Linked DNA regions of Homo sapiens: region 1 is linked to region 2. Evidence: chromatin loops called from intact Hi-C (ENCODE). Cell type or tissue: endothelial cell of umbilical vein. All regions are shown on one strand. Each heading gives the region's core, and the rest is flanking DNA. Links, peaks and the distances in the headings are about the cores only.

Region 1 (2,812 bases), core at 58-2,557, 51 kb after region 2:
GCAACAACAACAACAACAAAAACAAAAACAAAAAAAAAAAAACCTGTACTAATATTTTTAGAGAGTTAAGAGGTGAGAAGAGGCTCCACGTATAGAACAAGAGCAGAAGGATGTAAAAAGTACCTTCAAAGACAAAATGGAATTTTGAAAACAAAAATATGATAGCAAAAGTAAAACACTAATAGGCGGACTTGTAAATAAAGTTTTGGAAATCTCACAGGAAGTGGAACAAAAAAGCAGAAATGGATAGGAAGTGATAAAAAGTTTGAAAATTAGAGAATCAGACTAGGAGGTATATTGTTTGACTAATAGGAGGTCTAGAAAGAAATTAGAAGACAATGAGCAAGGCCTTCAAAATTAAGAGGGAAATAATTTCTAATACAGAAGTCTTTCCCTAGCCAAACTGTCAAAGAAGGTAGAATATATGAAGTCTTGGGAAATGTACTTCTTAGTTACCCTTCTAATAAAGTTACTAGAAGCTGGGCATGGTGGTATGTACCTGTAGTCCTAACTACTTGGGAGGTTGAGGCAGGAGGATCACTTGAACCCAGGAGTTTGAGGCCAACAGCCTGGGCAGCATAGAGAGACTTTGTCTTAAAAAAAAATGTTACTAGAGGATATGCTCCATTCAAACAAGAAACATATATGCGATCCAGGGAAGAGGCAAAAGGAATCCAAAAAAAGAATGAAGAAGAAAAAATCTCTAGAAAACAGCTGTGCATCAGGCCTAGAAAACATCTAGGTCAGAATGAGGCAGAAGATGAAGTACTCTAGCTGTGATTCCCATAGGAAAAAAATGATACACATGCACCTGATGTGTGCAAATAAATTGAAGCAACAATTAAACATCTGGAGAAGAGTTTGGGAACAAATTAGGGATAAATAGAAAACTGAGCAAACAAAAAAATAAAATCCTTATTAACTCCAAGGAAAGCAAAAACATTGTGCAAAAAGGAAATATAGTCAAAGTACACTGCATGACACAGCTGTAAACAGTGTTTACTTAGCAATGTAATGTAATTATATATGTAGTCATACAATGGATATATTATCTGATGATCTAACTGAAGATTACAATATAACTGTAACAGGAAGATGAGGGTGAGAGGAAATGAGTTTGTGGATGTGGCCTTAAGTTTTTTCTCATAATAGGAAGCCAATAAATAACATCAGAAATTGAAAAATTAAAAATTAGTATTATGAGTATATTATTGGAGATAGGGAGGTATCAGAAGACACAGGTAAAAAAAGCTAAAAGTGGTGGCCTCTGGAAAGAAGAGATGAGAAAAATGAAATTGCTGTTTTTTTTGTCAGAATCTTTATAAAACTCTGTGACCTTTTAAATTATGAACATATATGTCTTAAATAAAAGTAAAAGTCAAGTTAAAAAGTGAATAATTTTTTTTCACATCTGTGAGAGGAGAAATCGTGTTTGAAATCATTTAGGAATCTATATCTGGTTGCATAGCTGCTTGAGCTGTCAGCTTCCATATCTTGTTGGTTTCCCCCCCACACTCTTTATGTTTTCTAAATTAGAAAATCTTAACTCAGAATTATAGGTTGTTGGGAAGCTTTGATGGATATTTCTGGTTTGTCAAATCAAACACAGACCCAGAAATTATGGAGAGAGTGCTCTCTAAAGACTATTTTCAGTGCTTCACCAGAAGGCAAGTGCCCCAGCTCAACAGCAGCTAATGGAGTTGCATCCTCTCTTTGGTGGTATTTGGCTCTGCAAGGTATTTCTTGATGTTGGGTTGCAGCATTCAGATGTAATTTTTAATAAGCCCAATGTGTTATTTCCTAAGTGCTTTTTCTGGTGAATGAAGAAAATCATTGGGTATTGGGAAAAAGTCAAGTTCTCAGCCGTTGAGCCACTTGCACCACTGATGTCTGATTGTTACAAATCCCGATATTCAGGCTCTGAAAACAAAGATTCATAATATTCAAATTCTGAATGGATCACTGAGATACCCAACTTGTATTCATAAAAATGGTAATTTAAAACATTTCATTCCTTATTTTTAAAACTCTGTGTAAGCCCTTCCCATTTGCCAGCCAAAGCAATTCAGTGTGGGAGAGCAGCCTCTCTTACTCACTTTTCATTTCAGCCCAGTAGGCCAAAGAGATGTACACTAAGTGACCACAATCAGTTTGTATTCACAATTTCCACTGTGTACCTCAACAGCAAATCAGAATCTGGAGGCATATTACAGACCCCCAGCTGCGTTCCGTGAATAAGGTATGCACTAGCATTGGGATCTGGGAGCAGCATCTTCTATCTGGATAGTGATACCTTTCCTTGCTGACCATGTGGCTGGAGTTTCTTCAATGGCAATTTAACACCTTTCCTCTTTTAAAAAAAAGTTTTGGTAAAATATGCATAATATACATAACATAAAATTTACCACTTTCACCATTTTTAAGTACACAATTTAGTGGCATTAAGTACATTCAGTATTGTGGAACTATCACCACTATCTGTTTCCAAACTTTTTTATAATCCCGAACAGAAATGTACCCATTAAATAATAACTCCCCATTCCCCCTCTCTGGCAACTTCCATTCTACTTTCTGTCTCCATGAATTTGCCTGTTCTAGGTACCTACTAAAGGTGGAATCATGCAACATTTGTTCTTTTGCGTTTGAGTTATTTTACTTAGCACAATGCTTTGTCAATGTTGTGGCATGTATCAGAATCTCATTCATTTTTAAAACTGAATGATATTCAATTGTTTACATATATACTACATTTTTTATCCATTCATCTGTTGATGGACATATTTGGCTATTGTGAATAACGCTGCTACAAACA
Region 2 (2,812 bases), core at 19-2,518:
ATTCTCAGGCCCTGCCACAGATTTATGGAATGAGAATCTGCATTTGAACAAGCTCCTGGGAGATTAAATTTTGAGAAGTGCTATTGTAATGATTTTCTGTGAGCTTTAAAGGAGTAATTAGTAGCATTTGGAAGTGGTTTGATAAGGAAAGATAGTCCTTTTTGTATTGTAGGCCTTCAGAGAAGGCCGTGTGTTGGGGAGGTCAGAGGGTGGGAAGCCAGGGGCTTCGGGATTAAATAAGGGCAAAGCTGGGTTTTGCTACTGACAAGTTGGGTGACCTTGGACAAGCCTTTTAAACATTTTGAGTGTCAGTTTCCCCATCTATATAGTGGGAGGCATACACTCACTCACTCAAATGCTTGCAGCCAGGTTTGGCAGGCCATGGCACGGGCACCTTGAACACCTCCCATGCTCTGCTGCTAAGAGGGGCCCTCGCCCTGGGCTGCAGCTCTCCTTCTAGTGACAAGGTTGGGGACTTTCAGCTCAGTAGTCAGGAGAACCCACTGATGCAGCTCCAGGGCCTTTGGATTGTAGGAGATTCCTATCTGGAGGATTTGGGGGCAGGGACTATGCCTCCCCTTACCAGAGATCCACTGCTGAGCAGGATCATGAAGATGATGAAGCTCTCAAACCAGCTGTGCTCCACGATACGGTAGCAAGTCTTGCGCACCTGCCAGCCCACATCCCATGGACTCTTGGTGGTATCCAGTTTGCAGCAGGGACAGTGGCGAATGCATCCTGTGGGGAGAGGTGACTGATGGTGGGTGATGGCCAGTGGGCAAAGGGGATAATTTCTGCTCCTGCTGCAGAGAAACCATTCTGCTAGGAAACCCACTTGTCATGCCCTTGGAAAAAAATTCTTTCCTGGAATATGGGTGAAGAGGGGTCCCTTCCAGGGAGTCCCTCAATCCAGACCAACAGGTGTTCCTCTCCATCATCAGTCTTGCCCACTCTGATGTTTTTCCTAGCCATATCCTTCTTACAGATGACACCAGTGGTCCCTGTCCTTCTGCCCACCTATACCTGGAAAACAGACAAGCTACGGCGTATGAGCCTGGGGGTGCCTGAGGGGGATATGCTCCAAGCCCAAGCTGAACTGAGGGCCACGACGTGGCTGGGATGGGGATTGGGTCCAGCCCAGCTCAGCCCAGCCCAGGGTCAAATAAAACTATTAATAAAAACTCAAGTATTTAAAAAATTTTTCTTTGTATTTTTAGAAAGCATTGAGGCCACAATTCCCTTTATAGAATGGACTCTTGATTCATTCATTGCACAAATATTTATTGAGAATGTAATGTGCCTCACTGTTCTAAACACTGAGAGGAAAGATGACTAAGACACAGGTTCTGCTTTTGAGAGCTAAACAAAAGATTGAGGGAAGCAGATACATCATGGCCTTCCTCTGGGTCCTTCATGGTCCAAATCAAGAGTTTTCAGTGGTGTTTATGGTGGTGACTACGTTTCCCCCTTTCAACTCAAGAGGGCTGGTTTAGAACTCACGGAGGGGTTTTTGAGGGTAAAGAGGAAGGCCCACGTCTCTCCGTAGTGTCTGATAGGGCATGAGATGCAGATACCACGGCCAGGCTGCTGCCACCTGGGGCATGTGTGTCTGATGCGGGCGCCCTCAAGCCTGGGAGTGAGGCAGCAAGTGGGCACAGCTTGTTTGTCTTCTGTGGATCCCAGGTGAGTGTTCGCTCAACTGGATTCTGGCCCTAATTAACATCAGTGTGAGGGGGCCTGTGGCTGTCCCTTCACCTTCTGTGAAGCAGTCATCTGGTTCTTCCAGGTCATCTGCCAGCTCAGGGATCTTCCTCAGGATTTCCTCAGGATCTAGGCAGTCCACCGTGCTGCCCTCAGAGGAGCTTGTGTCGTCCACTCCCTGCAGGGGAGAAGCCCAGGGCAGTGAACTCGTCTCTCCGCGGGGCCCGGGGAATTGCACACGGTCACTGCAGGTTCAACTGCACCCATGTTTGGTGCCTCGCCAGCTGAGGCCTGGAACACTGCTCTTCTCCCTGGAGCCCCAGAGGCTTAGCTGTGTGAGACTGTAAACCTTCGGGGCCCCTGATGGAGTGCTGGCAATGGCCCGAGACACCGTAATTACACCCATAACGACTCTCAGCATTCACTGGGCTTGAATATTTAATCATGGAGTAATGCTGCAGGGGCCTGCTGCCCTCCTGGCAGCTCCAGCCCTATAATGTCTCCAGATGAATTCAATTAGGGGTTGAAGTTGCTCTCATATTAGTAAACCTGATAGCTTTGCTAATGGACCCAAATGGTGGGGCGGGTCCCCATTTGTCGCTGTCAGGCCCCTCCTGCCTAGCCGGGGTCATGGACAAGAAAACAAAAACAAAAAACCAACACCCAGAAGTTGTGTACTGAAAACATTGAGTAGGGACAACTAGCCAGGGGAGTCCTTGGAACATTTGGGAAGAAGCATGACATCCACGTGCAGAATGTGACAGCCCTCACCCAGTGGGAACCAAGCGGCTTCTGTTCACCCACAGCCCCCAAATCCCGTCCCAGCCCTCCCTCTTATCTTACCCTGCTGTGGTCAGCCTTGCCTAGGGCACACAGCCAGTAGCTGACATTCTTCAAGCTGAAGGGCTTGATAACTTTGGGGATGAATTATGACTTCCTTATCTCTGTTGAGCCCAGTGCCTGTCACAAAGTCAGCACTCAGTGGCTAGGTGTCAAATTAAATTCTTGAATTGAAGGCAGTGTTATTAAAGATGCTAAACTTTTATAGATGCCTCTTTCCCTATAGCTTGTTTCCTTCAAGATTTGTAAGTGAAACCACATTTATTTTTAC

The links. A loop is a pair of places that touch in the nucleus more often than their neighbours do. Peaks named below come from ENCODE experiments on the same cell type or tissue, not always from the same donor. Only the 100,000 strongest peaks of a DNase experiment are listed, where the experiment ranks them.
Region 1: a loop joins it to region 2, with 3 times the contacts of the local background. A loop is called at or near these places in 1 of 110 quality-filtered maps.

Annotation. Positions count from the first base shown.
Region 1 is chr3:38,772,708-38,775,519 of GRCh38, forward strand. All of the region lies in intron 4 of SCN10A (sodium voltage-gated channel alpha subunit 10), which reads right to left. Among named protein-coding and RNA genes, the nearest start is that of SCN10A, 42 kb to the right of the region's middle. In endothelial cell of umbilical vein, for the core only: no CTCF peak of the experiment used is centred there; a DNase peak (open chromatin) is centred at 1,044; H3K27ac peaks cover 1,113 bases.
Region 2 is chr3:38,721,675-38,724,486 of GRCh38, forward strand. SCN10A (sodium voltage-gated channel alpha subunit 10) reads right to left here. Exons shown (of 28, transcript NM_006514.4): 19 at 1,756-1,879; 20 at 584-738. Among named protein-coding and RNA genes, the nearest start is that of SCN5A, 73 kb to the left of the region's middle. RefSeq lists an enhancer at 462-2,812. In endothelial cell of umbilical vein, for the core only: no CTCF peak of the experiment used is centred there; a DNase peak (open chromatin) is centred at 1,367; H3K27ac peaks cover 2,183 bases.